3 separate regions of the Mus musculus genome follow, and all the other regions are linked to region 3. Evidence: chromatin loops called from intact Hi-C (ENCODE). Cell type or tissue: left cerebral cortex. All regions are shown on one strand. Links, peaks and the distances in the headings refer to the core of each region. The heading gives the core; the rest is flanking DNA.

Region 1 (7,952 bases), core at 1,226-6,225, 82 kb before region 3:
GGCAAGCACCATATTGAACTCCTCCCTCCTGCACAGGTGACCCTGAGCCTCTCACAGAATAAAGAGGTCCAGAACCTCACTACATGGTGCCTTTCCAAGACTTCCTTCCACTCTTTCTCATCTGAGGTTCTTCCTCTCCAACACTCAGCACCCACAGCAGCCACTGGGAAGAAGAGGCACAACAAGGATCCATCCTCCCAGAGACCTTTCCAACTCCTGCCAGGAAGGGAGGAGGGCTTTATAAAGCCAGGTGTCAAAGAGCCTGGTCAGAACTCAGGGCCACACCCAGTCCATACCCACCTTTTATTACAGTGTGTGTAGCTTACTGAGTGATACCAGTGAGACAAGGAGACATTTCAACCACTGAGAGGTCAGTGTTGACCTATGAACTCCAAAAGAACAAAGGGACTTGACACGGATACAACTTACAACCTTTCTGTGTTTCCAGAAACTCATGGAAGCACGCTGGGTACTATTACAGGCAGGAAAATTGAACAAGCAGGCCAGGGCAGGAGGCAGGGAATGGGAGTAGGGCTGTAGGTCCTGTTCCAGTGTGCACTGGGCAATACAATACCAAAACAACAACCACAGAGAAAAACAACCCATGAGGAGCTGAACTCACTCTTGTAATAAAAAAATTAAAAATTTGTTGCCTCTGAGCACAGAACAGACCAGGAACTTCCCCAGGCAGAGACAGAATTGGCAAGAAATATCACAGTGGCTATCAAGACTCGGTAGTGTGCACTCCCCTGAGCCGACATCTTCAGATAGGAGGTGCACCAGGCCTGTCAACCCAGCCTGGCCCCATGCCTCTGCCCCACATGTGTTTCTTGCCAATCCGGGTGGCTTCCTTAAGTCTCCCATGGAGCCAGGACTTAGCAGTCACTCTTCCACAGTTTGATTGTTTTGTCGTTCTCTAACGCTGCTGAGGCAATGATGTTCTCTGTCGGGTGACAAGCCGTGGAAATCACAACATCTGAAAGGAGAGTAGTCAGGGAGCCACTCTAGGACAAGCAGTCCCAGCACATGCCTCACTGCCCTCAGGAGCACAGGGAGCACCGCAGGGTTCAGGGGAGTGCTCAGAATGCCAGAATAGTAACAGGCATCTTAGCCTTGCTCTGCTGGGCACAAGGCACTTGGTGGGTACCCAGCAGGGTCTGCACACCTGTCTACACTGGTCTCAGGACTGACTATGCCCACTTGCCCCCTACTATTCCTGAGGTTGTTCTACCTGAGCACAAGGTAACCATACATCTGGGCAGGGATACTGGCATTACTGAGATGGCATGCAGTCCACTAACCCTGCTTGCTCCCTGGTGCTCAGGTTCCACAGCAAGTGTGACCAAGCCACTCCCAGCTGAAGACAACTGCTTTTTCAGAAAACGAGCTCTCCACTCCTTAGGGTTGCAAAGGAGCACATGATATCCCTGCCATCCCTGGCCCGCTTCAGAAAGTAGACAGGGAAGAACTAGAATGAGGTAACTCCATAGCTGGACTAAGTTTTGCAGGGGAAACAGAAAACCAGCATCCCTGAAAGAGGCTGAGCCTACAGGAAATGTGGGCTAGACACTCTCCATATTCATGGAGTCCTAGTCTCTAAAGTGAAGTAAACAAGCTATATTCCTATGAGGCTTGAGTCTGACTTAAGACCCAAAAGCCAGCCATGTCCAAGACCCTAGATAAGAGCCCTTGATGCTGCCTCCAAGGCTGATCATAGGCCTTCTCAGGCCTGCAGGGCTGGGATGGCAGGGAAAACAGAGTAGCAACACCTGCTGTGTGTCCCTAAACCCCAGAGACAACCAAGCACCTTGGGGAACTGAGAGGCTCCCCTGGGTGGCTCCACCCACCCGTGTGGCCTATCTGCAATAACTACCCACCTGTGTGACCCTGCAACTTCTGCACAATCTCCTTGGTCTGCAGATTCCAGATATACACCAGGTTATCTTCAGAACCAGACACAATCCACTGCAGCATCGAAAGAACAAGCAGGCAGTGAGGACAGGCAAGAAAGACATCAGGTGATATGCTGAATAGGTAGCACAGGCAAGCTGGCTGCGGTTACTCTAATTAATACCTATTTCCCCAATTTAGGGACATGCTAAATGCCTCCCACGGCACCCTCAGTCACTGGATCTATCCAGTCACCACCTGCTCTTAGATCTTCAACCATATCCAAGTGCAACACACCACAGATTCATTCAAAACGACAAGTGTGGGTTTGTTCCATAGGCTTAGGGATGCTTCATAAAGACAAAAAGCCACCTGTGATGGGTGGCCTCTTAGAGAGCTAGCAGGATAACAACATCTCAGTGGAAACTCACCTTCCCGCCTGTCACGGAGAAGTTGGCAAATATGCAGTACTTCTCATTCTTGTGGCCAGTGTATGTCTTCAGGCACTGAAAAGGTAGGTGTGCATTGTTAGCACCCGTGGTTAGCTTTCATTCCAGAGCATTCCAAATTCTGGGTACATACACCTGACTGTGTGAACATGCTCTCTAAATATTCTAGACATACACAAGGCCCAGACTTTAACGTGCAGACTAGTCATTCCTAAAACATATCTTTAAAGGGAGTTGTACCATACTTGCTCATCAGAAGAAGATGCCCAAGTCCCTCCTGCTGCAACTCATGGGTTAGCTATACCCCCCTCAACCTGTTACCTGGGACTGGCATGCAGGCCAGACCGGCCACATGCCTGAAGCTCACCTTCCCCTTGCTGTAGTCCCAGAGCTTCAGTGTGCTGAAAGACAGAGAGTGGGAGTGAGGGGCAGGCCATCTTTGGCACGCCTTGCCTCCCCTGATGCCACCGTATCCTAACAACCGTGAGTCAGGAAAGAAGATCCTCTAGTTCACCAAGCCCAGCCACTCCGTGACACACAAAAGCAAACACAAGGACCTTAGTGCTCAGCTCAGAAACAGGCTGAAGAAACAGATTGCTGGTTGTCTTCCCAAAACTAGCAGTTAGCCAGAAGCAGAATGTGGAAAGCCATGTTGGCTCCAGAAACACCCAGTACAGGTGCCACAGGAAGAGACTCATGCCGACCTTGGAGAAGAGTGGAAGACTAACCAGAGGAGTTACAGAGACAAAGTTTGGAGCTGAGATAAAAGGATGGACCATGTAGACACTAGCATATCCGGGGATCCATCCCATAATCAGCTTCCAAATGCTGACACCATTGCATACACTAGCAAGATTATGCTGAAAGGACCCTGATATAGCTGTCTCTTGTCAGAGTATGCCTGGGCCTAGCAAACATAGAAGTGGATGCTCACAGTTGGCTATTGGATGGATCACATGGCCCCCAATGAAGGAGCTAGAGAAAGTACCAAAGAAGCTAAAGGGATCTGCAACCCTATAGGTGGAACAACATTATGAACTAACCAGTACCCCGGAGCTCTTGACTCTAGCTGCATATGCATCAAAAGATGGCCTAGTCGGCCATCACTCGAAAGAGAGGCCCATTGGACACGCAAACTTTATATGCCCCAGTACAGGGGAACGCCAGGGCCATAAAAGGGGAGTGAGTGGGTAGGGGAGAGGGGGTGGGTGTCTATGGGGGACTTTTGGTATAGCATTGCAAATGTAAATGAGCGAAATACCTAATAAAAAATGGAAAAAAAAAAAAAAAAAAAACTAACCAGGATAATGCCATTCAGGCAGCTCTCAAGAGCTAACTTGGCCAGGTTCCTTAGAGACTTTGTACAGTGTGTGCCAGATTAAGTGAGCACCTAAGAGGAGGTCATCATGTATGGCAGTGAGATTATGCTGCGTGAAGATGCTCAGAGCCTGGGAACTGGCAGGAACAACTAGGTGTCAAATCCTTCTCATACTAAAACTAGCTAGAGTGGACAGTCCTTTCTTCAACCCCTCAACCCACAACCCAAGAACGAACTCTTAATGCAGATATAAAAGAGTTCAACTGGACAACTGGGAGAAGAAACAACACAACAGACAGGAGAGGAACCCCACCAACGAAGAAGACTGTGAGCTCACTCCTCAGGGAACTGAAGCACTCACTTGTCCAAAGTTGCAGCCAGGATGTATTTGCCATTTGGAGAGAACTTCACGAAGGACACTGGAGGATTGTCATCATCTACACAGAAGAAAAACAGGCTGATCTTTGGCAGAGTCGAGATGCAAGTCAGCTCCCAGTTACCCATGTTGACTGTGTGGGGACCCTGCCACCATCACTCTAGAAGGACACCAGAGAGCTTTGACATGCCATCACCTTCCCTGGCCGTTCACATTCTTAAGTCTTCACCCAGTGCCCTGCCAACAAGCCTCCACCACATAAGGAAGGAGGCCCAAAGCTCTCCAGCACTGCTGAAGAACTGATCCCCTGAAGAAAGCTGCCTGACCTAGGGGGTCTTAGAGACAACCGCCCATTCTTCAGCCAAGCAAGTTCTCCTTTCTTGATGGCCTTGCCTCTGCCTCCTGAAGACCAGGTTGCTGACTTTAGCCTCAGCATTTGGCAAGCGGGGTCAAGGCTGGGGTGTTGCACTGCTGAGCAGCCAGGCCTCCAACAAATTGCCCACATAAAAGCTGCTTTCCAGAGCACAACAAAGTCATATCCTTCTGCACAGTGGGCCAATGCGGAGAGCGGGGAGGGCCCTGCCCCTCGCCTGGGTAAGGAGAACGGATCCTGAGGTGGGCCTGCTCGGCCAGCCAAGGAAGCATACCAGGCCCTAAAGTGTGCATACAAGAGGCTGGTGTACCCTGACACACACATTACCACAGGGGGTTCGCAGGGGGCTCCGTTTCTCGTGACTGGTCACAAACACTGAAAGGGACACGAGAGAGTAACTGGGCCACATAATGCTATTAGTTCGGCTGACATGGAGCAACACCTGTGCGCCTTTCCAGGCCACCTCTGAAACAGATGCCTGCAGAAATCAAGACCTGTGCCACACCCTTAATCCCACCCAGCATTCCAGGGTGCAAAGGTGAGGCAGATCTCATTTTGAGGCTGGCATGGACTACAGAGTATCAAGACAGACAGAAATATAAACAAAATCTGTCTCAACAGCATCCCATCCCCTGCAAAAGAATGTCTAAACGTTAATGTCTAAACCTGAAGATGAGAAGAGAAATAGACCTTGGGCCAAACAGGCCTGCCTACCTCAATCCAGGCCTTACTGCCCATTGCCTACCCAAATCTAAATCCTGGCCATGCACCTGGTTGCCTTTCTCAGACTAGAGTTTAGCCAACAATAGATATAAAACAAAGCACCTGCTGGGCAGTGGTGGCGCACGCCTTTAATCCCAGCACTTGGGAGGCAGAGGCAGAAAGATTTCTGAGTTCGAGGCCAGCCTGGTCTACAGAGTGAGTTCCAGGACAGCCAGTAGTGCTATACGGAGAAACCCTGTCTTGAAAAACCTAAAAAAAAAAAAACCTACAAGTTTCAGGCACTGCTGAGATGGCTCATGCACTCGATGCACAGACCTCACAGTACAAGAGTCTAACTCCTAAAAGCTTTCTCTGACCTCTACACATGTGCTGAGCACAGGGAAAAACATACACAAGCACATGGACATGTGTATACTGGGAAACACACAGACCAATTTAAAAAAAAAAAAGAAAATGCACAGATCACAGATTTTGTTGGGCATCAAATTACAATCTTTAATCCCAGCACTCTAGAAGCTGGTAGATCTCTGAGTCCAAGACAAGCCTGGCCTACAAAATGAGCTCCAGCCCAGCCAGGGCTACACAGGGGAAATCCTGTCTGTCTGGAGGGGAAGAAAAGGGGTGGGGAGGGCAGGGCACCACAAAACCAAAGAAACAGAATTTCACTGTTCCCTAGGACAACTGTTTAACTGAAGCAAATGTAACCAACTCTAGCATTCCCTCTTGGAGCTGCATGTAATGGCTGCATCTAAACTGGATATGTGCCTGCACATCATCCCACAGTAACCACTGCCTCCTGGCACGGTACATCTGTAGACCCAGTGGTTTTTTTTTTTTTTTTTTTTTTTTTTGGTTTTTCAAGACAGGGTTTCTCTGTATAGCCCTGGCTGTCCTGGAACTCACTTTGTAGACGAGGCTGGCCTTGAACTCAGAAATCCGCCTGCTTCTGCCTCCCAAGTGCTGGGATTAAAGGCGTGCAACACCATGCCGGGCTATACCCAGTGTTTTGAACCACCTCAAGACTTAAACTGCAGTACAAAGTACACAAGTCACCTGCAAACACTGCACCATCTCACAGGAAGGACCTGAGCATCGGAGGATTCTGGGATCAATGGAAAGTCTTACAACCCTCTCCCAGATATTACTGAGGGGTGACTAGACATGCTATGCAGCTTTCTAGCTAGCTGGCTTTTGTATCTAAGATGCTGCCCTGTAAATGAAGGATGACACAGGGTAGCAGATGTTCACAAGCGTTGATACACAAGCACTAGGGGTATGCTGGAATAGCCGCTGAGTAACATACTCAGCACCAGACAGTTGCCTGGAAGAGAAGATTGGGGAAGGGGATGGTAAGACAGGACATTACTACCTGACATCTGTGACTGCTCTGAAAAATCAGTAAACCCCAAGAGTGGACACAGAGCAAGAAAAGCTTAAAAGCCATTATCCCAGGTTGTGTCCCGAAACTTATGAAGACTATCCATTCACAACTCAAGTAAGTGACAGTTTTGAAGAGAACATCACACAGATGATGGTTGAGGTGGGGAGGGGTGTTGAATATGAGCATGCCATTAAGAGCTGGGCACAGAGAAGCACAAGGGTATGCATGTCATCTGTAGGCAGAGTGATATCAGAGGTCACCATACCCATGACCTGTTCCCTGGCCACCTAAGCTGCCATAGAGGATGAGCTCCTGATTCTTGGCATTCTATCCTAGCAACCTGGCAGGCCAAGAGCACTACACTCGTTTCCCTAACAGTCTAAGGAGGTAGCAACTTACCACAATGCCTATCTACCCCGCAAAGCCAAACTGGTAAAGAAACAGGCCATCTAAGGTTCTGAACTCCAGCCTAGCAAGTAACAGCTTCCCTCCCAACACCTCATCAGCCCACTCACCTGTGAGCCCAGACCTGTCCTGCTCCAACACCCTGCCCACCTTGCAGTACACTATAGTAGCAAATGTGTATCCCCAACTCCAGGAAGGAAGAGACCACTGGCAGGCTGAGGCAGATGAACACAGGTAGAGGCTGCAGGGCCCCAAAGAGCTACAGACACTATTCAACAATGTAAAACAAGCCAAGGACCAACCCCACATGAGCATGAGAGAAGGGGGACAAGTTCTGGTAAACGTTCGTAGTCAGGAAGAAAGGTGCCACAAGTCCTGCAGAATAAGGGAGCCCAGGCCAGAAGGAAAGATGACTTTCTGAAAACAAATACTCTAGAAGGCCCACCAGGACACGGCAGCCACCCACCTCCACAATCCCTACCAGACAGAGCACTCACCAATGAGTGTCTTCAGACACTGGCCAGAGGCGGTGTCCCAGATTCGGCTGTCAAGCAAGAAGATAGGGTATGAGAAAGTCAATTGCTGGTGAGTGCAGTCATCTATACCCCCTGAGTTCTGGGAGGGCATTTCTCCCAATTCCCATAGTATTGCACTTCACCCTTCTCCCACAGCTTTAACAGTTACTCTGTCTCTAGAGACTGAGTGAGAATATCATGTGCACACATGGGTAGACTTCACCTGAGGACACCTGTCCTCCAGCTAGGATTACAGAGACCCTGTCTCTACGCTTTTAAGCCCAGCACTTGGGAGGCAGAGGCAGGCAGATTTCTGAGTTCGAGGCCAGCCTGATCTACAGAGTGAGTTTCAGGACAGCCAGGGCTACACAGAAAAAGCCTGTCTCGAACAGGAAAAAAAAGTTAGGGCTGGAGAGATGGCTCAGTGGTTAAGAGCACTGACAGCTTTACCAGAGGTCCTGAGTTCAATTCCTAGCAACCACATGGTAGCTCAGAACTATCCATAGGAATCTGACTCCCTCC
Region 2 (7,952 bases), core at 1,328-6,327, 65 kb before region 3:
GCACACCAAGAATTTGTAATTTTTTTTGGTATGGTGGTGCATGTCTTTAATCCCAGGAAGGGAGAGGGAGGCAGAGGCAGTTGAGTCTCTATGAGTTCAATACTAGCCTAGTCTACATGTCGAGTTCCTCACCAGCCAGGGACTATAGGGGAAACCCTGCCTCAAAACAAACTGTACTTTTTGATAAATACCCTCACCTCCATCTTAGGTCTGGGACTCCCTGGTGTGGCACCTGACTGCTCTGTGTGACCACTGTTGTGTGCTCAGAAATACTGGCAGCATACCTCACTGGGCAGAGAAGCCTAGATTAATAAAATAATGTCCCTGAGAATCTCTCCAGCCTGTGGGACATACCTTGCTCTGTGTGGCTGATGAGGAAGGAGTGGGCTGTGCTCTTGCAGCCTCTGTCTCTGGCTTCTTCTCCTCTGTGGCCATGGCTCTGAAGCCCACAGGGCAGGACACCGTGAAGGGGGAGTCACAATGGAAGAGGCTGTCAGCTGAACTCTATAGTAAGGGGCCTATAAACAAATCCTCTCTTTAACAAAGGTTGTTGGAGAAATAGTTCAGTAGCTAAGCTCGCCAAATGCAGTTCCAGAAGACCTAAGTTTGATTCCCACTTGTGAGCTTACAACTATCTGTGAGTCCAGCTCAGAGGATCTGGCATCCTCTTCTGGCCTCTGTAGGGACTGCATGCACATGGCACACAGACTTACATGCAGAGAGGGAAAACAAAAGTTAAATAAAATTTGCCCTGATGTGGTGGCGCACGCCTTTAATCCCAGCACTTGGGAGGCAGAGGCAGGCAGACTTCTGAGTTCCAGGCCAGCCTGATCTACATAGTGAGTTCCAGGACAGTCAGAGCTACACAGAGAAACACTGTCTCGAAAAAAAAAAACAAAAACAAAATAAATAAATAAACAAACAAACAAACAATGATTCTGGGGCTGGAGAGATGGCTCAGTGGATAAGAGCACTGACTGTTCTACCAGAGGTCCTGAGTTCAATTCCCAGCAACCGCATCTGTAATGTGATCTGATGTTCTCTCCTGGTATCTGAAGACAACTATACTGTACTTATAAATGTAAAATAAATCTTTAAAACATAAAAATAGAAAGATTCCCAAGAAAAAGAATAAAAAGGGGGGCTGGTGAGATGGCTCAGTGGGTAAGAGCACCTGACTGCTCTTCCAAAGGTCCGAAGTTCAAATCCCAGCAACCATATGGTGGCTCACAACCACCCGTAATGAGATCTGATACCCTCTTCTGGTGCGTCTGAAGACAGCTACGGTGTACTTACATATAATAAATAAATAAATAAATAAATAAATAAAAGAATAAAAAGGAGAAACACGACCACCACATTGAACCCTCCAACAAATCAACTGTCCCAAGCTGGGGATAACTGTCACCCTATCCCAGGGCTGACGCTTCAGACACTCTGTGTGATGGCCTAGGCTTCCCACTGTAGCAGACAGGTGTATACAGGGATGTGAGTTTGCTTCAAAGAGCCCTTGACACAGTATTTAAAAGGCTTTCTAACAGAAACAACAGGCCAAGTAACAGGAGGTAGACTTTCTGTGCACAAGTCTGTGAACTTACCCAAATTCTAAAATACACCCAAATAATTTGACGAAACACAGTGGCCTCACCTCCTCAGTGGCTCCCTGTGACCTCATAAACTGCAACATGCCTTTAACAATACCTAGAGCTTACAGAGCACAGGGACTCAGTGCACAAAGTACTACCGAAAGCGCTCCAAGAATAAAACAGAGTAGTCACTGCCCCCATGTGAAAGAAACCTCTGGGGGAGCAGCACAAACAACAGCAGATAAGCTGCAGGTCTGAGGGAAAGTAGTTATTCCAGTCAGCTGGACAGACTCAGCCTGAACATGTATGCAACTGCAACAGTTTACTGCAGTTTACAGGAGGGCCCATCACCTGCACGCATCCAGAAAAGCACACCACCTGACTGGGAAATGAGCTAGTACTCCTCTAACGGAGAGCTACTGAGACATTCCTCAGCCATCAATGTAAGGAGCAATCATAATGTAAAGTCTGGCTTTGAGGTTAAACCTGAAACCTCACATGGACCCCCACATAAGACTAAGATGAAAGGACACCAAAAGAGAACAATGCCTCAAAGTCTTCAATCCTAGAGGAAAGAACAGGAACACCATGCACCACACAGGTGCAGCCAAGCTGTTTTACCTGCAGCCATCTCCATCAAGGTCAAATCCGCTGTAGCTCAAGCCCAGGTGCAAGGATCAGACTAGGGTAGGTCCCAGGGGCCTCTCCACAAACAAAGCTCTTGTGCCCAGGAAATACCAGCTGCTTGGTGCTTTTAGCTTTTTGGAGACAGGGTCTTGCTATGCACTGGTATTAAAAAACCAGTCTCAAGCTTGGTATGGTTGGTGTAACAGGCATAAATCAACTACCAGGCCTGACCTGGTGCTTATTCTTAATGCAACTATGGCCATGAGTTCCCATAGCAACCACTTTTGTGGACCATACAGGTAGCAACAGGAGCTGAGACTTAAGTAATGAAAAGGGCTAGAAAGTCTCTTTCAACCAGCATCTCATCTCCCTACTCCAGTGAAATGAAAGGCCAACAGTGTAGGGCAGATCTATCTCCAGTGTGGGAAGTCTCTAGGAACTAAGCTTCTTTTAGCATATAAAGAGATTCACCTAACAGCAGGTGGATGACCTTGCCAACAAGCACACCACCACCCAGCCCTGCCCATCACATCGTTAATAAGCTGGGTCTTTCAGGAAGACAAATATTAACATCTGAAGACACTAGTTGTAGCACCACCCACTTTAATTCCAGCTCTAAGGATGAAGAGCTCTAAGGATGTGGGCCCCAAACAACCAACCAAAAAACAAAAACAAAAACGGGGAAGAAAGAAAGAAAGAAAGAAAGAAAGAAAGAAAGAATATCAACATTAGCCAATCTGCCTCACAGCATTCAGGAGGCTCAGGAATTCAAAGCAGTTAAATGTGAGGCTAGCATCAACCTGAAACCGGCTCAAAGGAGACCACCACTTTCCAATTCCACAGGGTAGAGTCCAAGACAGAGCACTCAGGAAAGCAGGACTTGGGGAGGGCAGGTCTGGGAGGAAGCTGGGTTAAGCAGGATCCTCAGCAGGTGGTTTGGAGCTGGCCTCCACTGCCCACAAAGGAGGTAGGTAACCGGCAGCCGCAGCCGGGGCTTTACACTAGAGTGAGCCTGACTATGGAAGGGCAGCAGCCATCAGTCTCCCTCCAGTCAAATGTAGACTCCTGGTTTCCACCCTAGTACACAAGTATGGGAAGACAGAATGGTTCAGTCACTCAGGTGAGTGCAGTAGGTAACCCAACAAAGAACTCCAACCCATCCTCTCTGGGCTCCTAGATACCTAGGTACTAGTAGCCTTGGCTTCACACCACTGTGCGCTCAACTGCCCGGCTGTCCCGGACAATGTTCAGAAACCCTTGACCGGTCAGCCCTAGTCAGGTAGAAACTTGCGCTAGGACACAAATGAGGGTTGTGCCCGCAGCACGAGAGGCGCCAAGTGGCCAAGGAAACCTGCGCGACGCTGGCTGGGTGTCCCCGATGAGACAGAGAATTCCACTCCCAGTGACGCCAGTCTGAGGTGTGAGTCTCGAGAAGCTCGCAGGACTAAGGGTCTAGGGGCGTAGCAGGGGCCGCAGTGGAAGTAGCGGGCCGTGGCGGCCACAAGGGGCGGCGGGGTCGGGGCGCGGCCGCAAATGCGGCGTCCGGCCCGGCCCGAGGCCCTCGGAACACGTGCGGCGCTGTGGAGCCCGGAGCCCGAGGGCCCTCGTGGCCGCCGCTCGCCTCGCGCCCGCGGGACCGGGTTTCTCGCTTACCTGCCGGGGCCGCGGCGGCGGGGCCGGGCGCTCTGGCGTCGCGTCGGCTAGCCCTACGCGCGAGAGCAGACGATCTGCTGGACTAGGCGGCAGCGGCGCGGGAGGCGGGAGGGATTGCGCGTGCGCGAGGGGCGGGACAACGGGCGGCGACGAGGGTCAGAAAAACTAGAGGAGGCGGAGCGCCTTAAAGGGGCCGTCTGTGGTTCTCGCTTCCTATTTGACCGCTACTGGTGTTCGGTAACTGCAGACTGGAGCACTCTAGAATTAAAGATGGGTGAGAACGTGCTTAGGTGCCTCTCCTGTTATTCTAGGCTGTGTAGCCAAGCTAACAGTTACAATTTGCCTGTGCTGGCCCGTGCCTGCCCAGGACTGTTGGGAAACCTCTTGGTGCCACTGGTGGATGTCCACGAGGTCCGGAAGTCCGGAGCTCCTGCGGCCTCCCCAGCCTACCGCAAGGCGGGGGGCTTCCTGCCGCTGCAAACCACAGCTCAAATTGAACATACTTGCCTCTCTTCTACAGGGCCATAAGGAGGCTACGCTGTACCACCACCACCACCCCACACAGACACACTCCGAAAAAGGTCTTAGGAGCTACCGCTGCAGGGAGAGATCTACAGTAGTGTCCAGGGAAGGCAGGGCACTACTGTAGAGAAGGAAGCCTGCACGCTGACAAGAGAGGAGCTACCTGACTTAGAAGACAAACAAGAAAGAATGTGGACAGGAAAGGCAAGTGTCCCTAACACAGGGGCTCCAAGTCCTCCAGCTATGCATGCATCTGGAACGATGCAGTTGCACCTGAATGTAGGCTCAGGCAGTTCACATTCCAGGCAGCCACAGCATCCACTACAATCTGGCTCCTGTGTGGCTCTGGAGCTCCATTTTAAAGGCTTTATCTCATTTTCACAAGACAGCCCCTAGCAGGCTGGCCGGCCTGCAGTTAGCAAAGTTTTGACAGCCCTCTTTCCTGTTGGACCACCTCTACTCCTGTCACTAACGGGGAAAACACCCAGAGAGGAGGACACAGGGACAGAAGGAGAACCTGGAGCCAGGTCTGCACCTCTCACTTCACTGTCTAACTCACATGGTCTTAGACTCTTGGAGGTGGCTATGACCTGTGCAGCCTCATCTTCCAGTCTGGGAATATCAAATATAACGCGTGGGGAACCTGTGCAGAGGGAGGGACTAAGCAACTGAAGCTTGAGAATGGAGAGTGTGTGGTTGCCATAGCTACAAGAGTGTGAGAAGACTGACATTGGCCTGGAATCTCCTGCTAAAGGCACAGAAACAGTTCAGACGAATCTGTGTGTCTAACAGACCTATGCCAGGAGCCCTGGATGGAGTGGAGCATGGGATGGTAAGAATAACATCTCCGTATCTGCCTAGCTAACCGGACTGGAAACCAAACCTAATCCTCTGCCACCCACCTCTCAGATAACATTCAAACCTGTCCACCTCCATCCTCATCCCGGCTCTACCTAAGATGTGGCCTTTTCAAAATTCCAGCCAAAGGAATTGCTGAAAATCCAGGTAAAGTGTATGCATAGCATGCAAGAAGCCCTGGAGCCAATCCCCAACACTCATAAACCAAGTGCAACAGCACAAGTATTAGATAGTTAGAGGCAGAAATATTAGAACTTCAAGACCAGCATGGAAGGCTCAAAGGATAAGGGGTCCTGACCCAGAAGCCCCAGATTTCCAACTTTTACTCACACTGGATCTGTAGTAAGAATTTTGATATCTTTAAAAACACAGTTATGTAGGGCCGGGCGTAGTGGCGCACGCCTTTAATCCCAGCACTCGGGAAGCAGAGGCAGGCGGATTTCTGAGTTCGAGGCCAGCCTGGTCTACAAAGTGAGTTCCAGGACAGCCAGGGCTATACAGAGAAACCCTGTCTCAAAAAACCAAGAAAAAAAAAAAAGAAAGAAAGCACCCTATGATAAGATGGGGACATAACCCAGGTGGTAGAATGCTAGCCTAGCATCCACAAAACTCTGTGTTCAAGTCCCAGTGTCACACAAAGTGGGAGTATTGTGCTTATGTGTCTCCCAGCCCTCAAGCTGGTATATTCAAGGTCATCCTTGACTACCCAGAGAGTTCTGGACTGTGGTGGTTTGAATAAAAATGACAAGTCCACAGGGCGTGGCACTATCAGGTTTGGCTTTGTTGGAGGAAGTATGTCACTTAGGAAGTGGGCCTTGAGGTTTCAAATGCTCAAGCCAGGCTCAGTGGCTCACAGTTACGGCAAGACCTGTTGCCTAAGTATCAAGATGCAGAACTCTCAGGTCCTTTGCCAGTATTAAGTCAGCCTACATGCTGCCATGATGCTGTCATGACAATAATGACCTAAACCTCTGAACGTGTAAGCCAGCCTCAGTTAAAAGTTTTCCTTTGCTGTGTGGTGGTAGCACATGCCTTTTCCCAGCACTTGGTGCCGGGGGGGGGGGGGATGATTGGATTCAGTCAGCCCCTCAACCCTCAGGAGAATCAAGGTCCCAGTATTCAGGTGAGCTAGGAGTCGGCGAAAAGTGACAGACACTGACAGAGAGTGCTGTATCTAAATGTAATTTCTCAAAGTGAGCACCAGACTTATATTACAGAAGAAAACAAGGAAGTTAGGCGATACATTAAGGTCATCAAAGGTACACTGAGGTTACCCAATGCAGCTGGGCTGGTCTACTGGTCTACTAGAGTGAGTTCCAGGACAACCAGGGCTACACAGAGAAATCCGGTCTCAGAAAAAAAAAAAAAAAAAAAAAAAAAAGACTGCACAAAACAGAGAAATGCATACATAAAAGCTAAGAGGAACCAGGCAGTGTTTATAACTGGGATATAATTCAGTGTTTACAACTGGGGTCAAAAGCAGCCCCACCTAAGGTCAGTTTATTCTTAGAAGCCAGAGGCAAGGGTTTTATGCCCTTGCCATAGTTCCAATTCTAGTCTATTGTATAATCCACCTTTCCCCTGGGCCACTGTAGATTCCTGTGTATGGGAGTGACTCAGCTGTTGTTCTAAGTATTTACTCTAGTTCCTTCTTAGACCACAACCTTCCTTCTTCCTAGGCCATTGTAAATTCCTGCACATGGAAGTGACTCGGCTGTTATTCTCTAAGTTTACTTTGTTGAACTGGCCCTGAGATTTCTAGCTCTTACCTAGTAAACTGCAATGTCTGACTTCTTTCACTGCCTCTCAACACTGGAGGCGTTACATCTGAATGAGTAGCACTACCTATAATATAACGCCGACTATTGCAAGGAGCATTCATGCTACGGGATGCCAAGGTTCCAGGAGAAAAGTTTCTGTGAAACTTTTTGCCTCAGGACTGTGTCCAAGCCTTTGGGCTTGCCACACCCACTCCAGTGGAGTGGGTGTGGCAACTTGGGAGGCAGAGGCAGGCAGATTTCTGAGTTTGAGGCCAGCCTGGTCTACAGAGTGAGTTCCAGGACAGCCAGGGCTATAGAGAAACCCTGTCTCGACCCCACTCACCCCCCCGCCCCCAAAATGTTTCCTTTACAAGAGTTACTGTGGTCATGGTATCTCTTCACAGCAATAAAACTCAAAACTAAGACAAGGATCAATTTGGGGCTACATGAAACCCTGCCTCCATCATCATCACCACCATCAGCATCACTATCACTATCAACAGCAGCATCTCTGCTTTGTTGATAGAGAATAGAGACCACAGAAAAGGGGAAACATTAGAGAATGCTAATTCACAATAACTAAATTTTGACCAGGGATGAATTGGTTAACTGCTTCAGGGAGCAATTTTTTTTTTTTTTTTTTTTTTTTTTTTTTTGGTTTTTCGAGACAGGGTTTCTCTGTATAGCCCTGGCTGTCCTGGAGCTCACTTTGTAGACCAGGCTGGCCTCGAACTCAGAAATCCGCCTGCCTCTGCCTCCCGAGTGCTGGGATCAAAAGCGTGCGCCACCAAGCCCGGCCAGGGAGCAATTTTTTTTTGAAGACTTATTTATTATTTCTACGCGTCTGTGTGTGTACCTCCTTGAGTTTATATGCACCACATGTCTGCAAGAGCCATGGATCAGAAGAAGATAATGGATCCCCTAGAACTGGAGTTGCATGTTGTTT
Region 3 (7,774 bases), core at 1-5,000:
GCAAGCAAGGACACTGCTTTGGATTGGTGGCGCTGCAGGAGGTGGCAGCAGTGAGGCTGATGGCTTAGAGGGCTGCTTGGGAACGGGCTGGGAAGGCTTGAGTGCCTAGGTTCAGGAGAACAGTGTGTGCAGCCCTGGAGCCATGCAGGGAGGGCTCTGTTCCCACCTGCCTTCCCCTCTCCTTGTTCTCTCCCTTGGAAAGGATATAGAAATCAGGATTAAATCCGCATGCCTTTAATCCCAGCACTTGGGAGGCAGAGGCAGGCGGATTTCTGAGTTCGAGGCCAGCCTGGTCTACAAAGTGAGTTCCAGGACAGCCAGGGCTACACAGAAAAAACCCTGCCTCGGAAAAAAAAAAAATCAGGATTTTTTTCATACTATCTTTGTCTGGATTTGGAATCTGTATAATGCTGATCCCCAGAATGGTACTGTATAATATTTCAGAGTAATTAGGGACAGTTTTTGAGAAGACTATTTACCTCTTTTCTATTTTCTGGCATTGAGTATGTTGGGAGACTCCTCCACTCTACATTCTGTGGCCTGGCTTTAATGTATACATCTCTCTGCAGGTCTGAGGTGTCTTCATGGGCAGTTGACATATGGTCGAGACTCTTTGTCAGTATCTAGTCTCTTCTAGAGAACAGTCCTTGACAGGAAGCCTTCCCTATTGTCAGTTTTGGTTTTTGGTTTTGGTTTTGGTTTTTTGAGACACCTCTTGTCACTTTTAGTCTTTTGTTTTGTTTTGTTTGGGACAGGGTTTCTCTGTCCTGGAGCTCACTGCTCGCAGGATGGCCTCTAACACAGATCTGCTTGTCTCTGCTTCCTGGGTGCTGGAGTCAAGGTGTGCACCACCATGTCTGGACCTGCTTTTAAAAGTATTTATTTTTATTTTATGTATTGCCTGCATGCATAACTGTATACCATGAATATGTGTCCCCCTCAGAAGCCAACAAAGGATATCAGCTCCCTGGAACTGGAGTTATGGGTAGTTGTAAGCTGCTGTGTGGGCGCTGAGATCCAGGTCTTCTGTAAGAACAGAGCTCTTGGCCACTGAGCCATCTCTTCAGCCCCCCCCCCCCCCTTTTAAACTCTTTAAAATTACTTGTGGTGCTGAGTAGGCACAGTGCCACACATTGTTCATCCAAGCACTGAGGAGTCAGAGACGATCTCTGTGAGGTCCGGGCCAGCCTGGTCTACAGAGTGCATTTCAGGCCAGCCAGGGCTATATATTGAGAACCTGTCTCAATAAATAATTAGAAAATCGTGTGTGTGTGCATACCACAGTGTATACGTGGAAGTCAGAGGACAGTCTACAAGAGAGGACTCTCCCTTTGCAGTATGTATATACTGGGGATTGAACTAGGGTTTACAACCCCTCATCTACCAAGCTGTCTCCCAACCCTGTAGCCTTCTTTGTAAAAATACAATATAGCCATGTTTGGCTTTCCCCGCCATCTCAGAGACAAGGTTTTACTACCATCTTGCCTGTTGAGTTTGCATGGTGTGTTTTACCAGCTTGGTAACTTTGTCACTGAAGGCCTTGTTTCTCATGTGACCATCTCTTCCCTTTCTGTCAGCCACTCACACTCAGTGACTGACGCATTCGGACTGCATCGACCATGCCATCACGATCTCTGTCCCTGGCCTTTTCTTTTCCTTTCCAAATTTTAAATAGTATGAATGTGGCGATCTGGTTTTGACTTGTTAGGTTTGAGAGGTGGTAGGTAGTTCCTGACTGAACCCTGGGCCAGGAAGCAGCTATTCCCCGAAATAGGGTCTTGCCTATCTCTGGCAGGCAAACTAGACACCCTCAGTTTGCCCAGCTCTTGTTCCTGAGGAACCTTAGTTAACCTCTAGGGAAGAGAAGGGTCTTTAGTGAAGGAGAAAGGGGCTAGGTGGTGGGATAGGTAACTGAGACTCAACGCCACATGGCTCTGTCTTCTGCCTCAGACAGCTCAAGAAGGGCGGCAAGCAGGCATCTGCGTCCTATGACTCAGAGGAAGAGGAGGAGGGCCTGCCCATGAGCTATGATGAAAAGCGACAACTTAGCCTTGACATCAACCGGCTGCCCGGCGAGAAGCTAGGGCGTGTGGTGCACATCATTCAGTCTCGGGAGCCCTCGCTTCGGGACTCAAACCCAGACGAGATTGAGATTGACTTTGAGACCCTGAAGCCAACCACGCTGCGGGAACTGGAGAGATATGTCAAGTCTTGTTTACAAAAAAAGCAGAGGAAACCATTGTGTAAGTTGTCTGGGAGAGCATGGTTCTGGTAGCCTCTGCAGCCCCTGAGAGCAGGCACTGGGCCCACAGCTGCCTTGCTGTTTAAGCCTGCCTGCCTGCCTACCACAGGCCCCAAGGACGTCTGTGCTCAGCAAGTGCATTCGTGCTGCCACATCCTCTTCCCTGTTCTCTGATAGGGAAGATTCGTATTGGGCCCCAACTGGCCTGTCGTGAGAAATAGGATGTGGGGTTGGCTCAGCCTATTCATTCACGTCCAGGTAGGGCCCTTCTCATACCCCTTCCTAAGGCTCCTTCTGGGGCTTTGGCTGTAGGGAAGAGTCCCATTCCCTTCACTGATGACGTGTGTACAGAATCTCCACAGGATGGACCCTGACCTAAAGTGCATCCTGAGTTTGATGGTTTCAGCAGACAGGGACCAGTCACTGCCTGGGTTTGCAGGTGCTAGAAGCTGGGAGGAAGAGAAGTCCCAAGGCAGCCCCTCACTATCTAGGCTCATGCCAACCTACATGTGGCTGTTGAGTGAGGTGTGTTTGGTCCTTTATCACTCTGGAACAACAAGCTTGAGGAGGAGGGTGATCCAGGGGCCAGGGAGTGAAAGCTGGACTCTTTCCTAGACCGTGGCAGGCTCTGTGGCTCAGGCAGGAGGAGGAGCTGTACTGTGGGAGGACTGAGACAGGGTCTGTGCCCTTCCCATAGGAACAGATGACAGGTCGTAGCCCAGGCTCCGGAGCCAGGGAGGCAGAGAGATGAGGATATGTGGGAGCACTCAGTAGATGTGGTGTGGCAGTGGTGGTTCCAGGTCACCCTGCCATTTCCTGCTCCGGCTCCCGTGTCAGAGATACACTGATCCTGCAGCTAGGCCGGTGGCGGCGGTGCGTGCACAGGTGTGTGGGACTGGGACTTATGTCTCACTGCTCACTTACTCCACAGCAACAAGCGGGAAGAAGCAGGCAGCCAAATCGAAAGAGGAGCTAGCTCAGGAGAAGAAAAAGGAGCTGGAGAAGCGGCTGCAGGATGTCAGTGGACAACTGAACAGCAAAAAACCCACTAAGAAAGGTAACCATTGAGGCCTTTCATTGTGAGCAGGAGAACACGTCAACCTCCTAACACCTCCTAGCCTTTAAGAGTGGGGGCATCTTTGGGCGCTAGGGTGGTTACAGGTAGGGGTGTGTGTGTGTGTGTGTGTGTGTGTGTGTGTGTGTGTGTGTGTGTGTGTGAGAGAGAGAGAGAGAGAGAGAGAGAGAGAGAGAGAGAGAGAGAGCTTCTAAAGGTCTATGCAGTTGGGCTCTTGGAAAGATCTCCTTGGGGTTGGTCTTGATGCCGAGCGCCTGCTCACCCCTAAACATCGGTCCCCAGCTGTAGAAAGCGGTGGGTTTCTGGCTTTCTAACCCACCATGTTAAATTGGTACAGTGAGCAAGCACTGTCTGCAGTCCAGAGCTTCTGCATAGGGTTTGCTAGGCCTTAGATTTGGGTGAGTAGGTATTTTTGTCCCTTCCTTTTGCTTTGGCTTCAGAGATGCTCTAGAAGAGCAGATGTATAGGCACTGGTCAGAGTCTGAGACTCAGTGGGGATCCTACCTAGACAAGTGTCTTAGTGCAGCCTTGTGGCCAGACAGGTGACCTGTGACAGTGTGGCACACTGCTCAGCAAGGGTCTCCCCTCCTGTGTCCTTGCAGAGAAGTCCGGCTCAGCTCCCTCAGGAGGCCCATCAAGGCTCAGCAGTAGCAGCTCCTCTGAGTCTGCGAGCAGTAGCTCCAGTGGATCGAGCTCCGACAGCAGTGACTCAGAGTGAACTCGGACTGGGACAGAGCTGGACAGATGGACGTGGTGCACGCCAACGCAGTGTCCCCTCCTATGGTTAATATACTTTCGTTCCATGGTGTGCAGGTTTTCTTTTACTTCAGTGTTATGATCTCTTCCAGCTGTGCTCCAGTAGGGCGGAGAGCCTCGCACGTGCACCAGACCCCATGAGAGGGCCGAGCTCTGCGAGGGGGAAATGCCTTTGCAGCTCCATTTAGTTGTTTGGAGACTGCTCCTGGGATGCTAACCTGATGGCCATAGACACGGTGGGCTGGAGGCGTGGCTGGATCTGCCCAATCCTTCCTCAGGACCAGCCTCTCCCTTAGTAACTTGAAGGAAGCTTTGCAAGGGTGTTTCTCTGGAATGGGTTCTGTGTTTGAAAGCTGTTAGAACACTAACCAGCAGGTTACTTCTCTCCGCAGGGGCTGAAGACAGATGTGTCAGCCCATGGGAACCAGCCTGGGCCCTAGTGGAGGGTCCTGGTAGCTGCAGACCAGAGCCTCACACCTCTGGGTTGGGTGTGGAGGAAGAGGGGTACTGAGTTCCCTGGTCCTTTGGCTGTGTGTGCAGCGTGCAGATTTCGGGACACCGAAACTTTTACCTCAACTTAAGGGAATAAAAACAAACAAACAAAAAAAGATTAAAAAAAAAAACAAAACAAAAAAAACAAAACAAAAACAAACCTTTTTTGTAAGTTCATCCATTTTCTACAGAAGTCCAGCCCAGAGTCCCCACTTTGCTAGTGCTGCCTGGCTGCCACCGCCTAACGCTCTGAACCACCACCCCAGGTTTATGTATATATAAATACTTTATTTATTAACATCATTGGTCATTTTTTAAAAAATGAAAAAGAAAAAAAAGAAGAGAAAAACCCATAAATAAGTGCATTGAGAAGAACATGGAGAGGATGCTGTCCTCTGCAACAGAGACAGGCCCGTGGCGGGGCGCCTCTGGTCCTGGTGCTCATCACGGCTGGCTTCTCTGAGCTCATTGGCTGTTTGTTTGTTTGGTTTTTTTTTTTTTTTTTAATGAAATGTGGGGACTTTGCAAGCGTAGACGCCCTTCAGCTGTAGCACATCTTCATTTTATAGTATCTATTCAGTTTGTTCTTACTAACTTCTGGTCTTTTAAAAGACGTCAACGGAGGAACCTCGGTTCTTCAACACAAGCTTTGTATGTAAGCCGAGAGAAAAGTCATGTATATCAGGCCTAGGTCTTGACACTTAATTTTCTATTGTAAAAAGTAATAATATACAGAGTCTAACAGAAGGTCCTGTTGGGTTTGTTGTTTTTGAGGCTGCCGAATGGTTTTGGAATGCAGGGTCAGCCTTGGAGTATCTCTGAGCATTGTGGCCTCAGCCAGGAGCGCACTGGCCAGTCTCCCAGGCCTGGAAGCACTGCAGTGTGCAGAGGCTCTCCTTGACCTTTCTACTTTTGACACGGGTCCCTGTTCGAGAATTTCCAGTTAGCCCCAGAAGAGACTGGTTCTCCTGACCCCCACCCGAGAGCGAGAGCGCCAAGTGCAGGGCCTTGTGTTGTGTGGTTTTACTTGGGCTGGGGGTGGTTCTTGCGGTTTCTTCCATTGCTTCTAGGCAGAGCCAAGGACTCATCCTCACCATCCATACATGGGAGATATTTAAAGTTTCTAAAGTCGATCCCACCAGCCCTCGATGTGCACAGGCAGTGGGTGTCAAGCTCGGGAAGTGGCTGGCTGGCTGGCTGGCATGTCTAGACGCCTGGTGAGTTATCAGCCAGTTAAACTTGTAAGCCAGTTTTGTTTATAATAAAGATATAAGTGGATTTTAAGGTTCCATTTTTTTAAGGTTACCCTTGTTTTTCAAAGGTATTTTTTAAACAGATCTTTAATAGAATATTTAAGCTGTGACTGTAAGAAATAAACAAGAGTAAACTGACAGGCCTTCCTTCACGTGGGGTCTCAGTGGTGGCCTACCATGACAGCTTGGTCAGTGTGCCTAGGCAGGGCACATTGCCTGGGCATGTGTAGAGTGAGTGCCCCTGTGAGCTGCTAGGCAAGCAGAGTCTGGCTCTGAGGTGATGTCCCCGCAGCAGGGTGGTGGTACAGAGCTGGGCATAGGGTGGAGGTCTGGCATTCCTGTGGCTGTGGTCCCTAGTAAGCAGCCTTGGTCATTGGTGCTTTTAACTTTTTTTTTTTTTCTTTTTGTCCAGACTTAAATTGTTTTGTCTTCAGAGTTTTGGAGGACCCCGGTCCCCACAATGCCAGGCTGCAGGATAACTGCCATCCCCTTCTGTGAGTTATGTACGGGGACTTAGACTGTCCTGTGCAGAGGTGGAGGGCAGCTGTCTACAGGCTTCCTAGAGGTCACATGCAGGACTGGGGTGGCCACTTGGCAGAGTCCTTGGGGTTCAGACCTCCACAGGCTAGGTAGCTCAGCTTGCTTACAGACTGGAGACATTTTCTTGTGTGGTTTTCTGGGTTTCGTCCTTCTGCAGCTGTCATGGCTTTACAGTCACTTGGGAAATGCAAGCCACTGTTAAAGCTTTGTCCTGTTCATCACTGTCCCTGCTCCTGGCATAACACTTCCAGAGGCTTTCCTTTTTTATATATATATCTATATATATATATATTTAAAACGTTTCTTTTCTGTATGATGTGCATGCAAGTTTACCGTAACTTTTCTTAAACTTTTTAGTGCCGTTTCTAGTATATTCCTGTAAATGTCAGTTACTGAAAATGAGTCCATTGTAAGTAGTTTAGCTTGTTTTTTGCAATGCCGGCCTCAACACCACAGAGTAAAAAAAAAAAAAAAACGGTAGGAAGTACTCTGGTGTCTCTGGTAATCATGAACCTTTCTCCTAGGGTGTTTGTTTTGTTTTCATAATAAAAAGGGAAAGAAGATTGTGTCTGTGTGGTGCTCTTTGCTGCAATGCCTCTTTGTAAGGGCACATGGCGAGGTCCTTACACTTCACCTCTTAATAGCTCTCGGTAGAAGTGCTGTGAGTGTGTGTGTGAGTGTGTGTGGTACACACAAACATACAAAGCCCTTTCACAGAACACACAAAGCACTTGAGCAGCTGCTGTCCTGTCATGGTGCTGGGGTACGGGGAGTCCTTTGCAGTCCTCGTTTAGACTGCCTGCCATCCTAAGTGAGGTCATGCCTCTCCTGAGGTCTCACTATGTCCACACCACCCGTCCCTTGCTGCGGTTGACTGACAGGTTAATTGTGGGATAGGCCTCCAAATGTAGTGGGCCAAGTAGAAATGTGTTAGAACATATAAAGAGCCCTATACTGCTCACTACAAGTTGGCCGTAGTGTGGCTTAGGCACCGTGAAGAAGGAATGAGAGGAGGGTCACTGGGCTCTAGGGAATGTCCGTCCCATCCAGAGTGGGTCAGGCTACTTTGGCACTCTTGCTGACACTAACCCTTCTCATCAGACTAGGTCTTTTGGCATTGGCCTGGCCTCCTAGCACAGATGGCATCCTCTGCAGTGTAAGCAGTGTAGTGGCTTCCCAGTGTCCTACATGGAGCATCATGCTGTGTGCTACCCATATCTGCTATTCGCCTGAAGACAGAGGCCCAAGTGCTCACAGTCCTAGCACATCTGTGGTCTATCTCCAAGTTAATGTGCAGTGTCTGATTCAGACAGACGGCCTTGGGTTAGGATAATGTGTGAGCAGGTAGTGGGAATTCCAGATACACATGAAGCTTGCTTGCAGCATTTCAGTTGAACTGAAAGACTTGACAGAAAC

What was found. Peaks named below come from ENCODE experiments on the same cell type or tissue, not always from the same donor. Only the 100,000 strongest peaks of a DNase experiment are listed, where the experiment ranks them.
Region 1: a loop joins it to region 3, with 2.8 times the contacts of the local background. A loop is called at or near these places in 3 of 42 quality-filtered maps.
Region 2: a loop joins it to region 3, with 2.7 times the contacts of the local background. A loop is called at or near these places in 9 of 42 quality-filtered maps.

The regions. Positions count from the first base shown.
Region 1 is chr2:27,527,781-27,535,732 of GRCm38, reverse strand. Wdr5 (WD repeat domain 5) reads right to left here. Exons shown (of 14, transcript NM_080848.2): 9 at 7,413-7,459; 10 at 4,019-4,094; 11 at 2,707-2,740; 12 at 2,322-2,396; 13 at 1,878-1,965; 14 at 1-976. The coding sequence ends at 876. Among named protein-coding and RNA genes, the nearest start is that of Gm25541, 8.2 kb to the left of the region's middle. In left cerebral cortex, for the core only: no CTCF peak of the experiment used is centred there; no DNase peak of the experiment used is centred there.
Region 2 is chr2:27,511,195-27,519,146 of GRCm38, reverse strand. Wdr5 (WD repeat domain 5) reads right to left here and starts at 4,000. Exons shown (of 14, transcript NM_080848.2): 1 at 3,867-4,000; 2 at 355-518. The coding sequence starts at 435. In left cerebral cortex, for the core only: CTCF peaks have their summits at 3,663 and 4,303; DNase peaks (open chromatin) are centred at 4,032, 4,247 and 5,046; H3K4me3 peaks cover 2,181 bases; H3K27ac peaks cover 1,651 bases.
Region 3 is chr2:27,444,726-27,452,499 of GRCm38, reverse strand. It overlaps Brd3 (bromodomain containing 3), which reads left to right. Exons shown (of 12, transcript NM_001113573.1): 10 at 1,951-2,243; 11 at 3,174-3,299; 12 at 3,920-6,919. The coding sequence ends at 4,035. Mir7578 (microRNA 7578) reads left to right here and starts at 1,870; the gene lies at 1,870-1,951. In left cerebral cortex, for the core only: a CTCF peak has its summit at 4,523; a DNase peak (open chromatin) is centred at 2,022.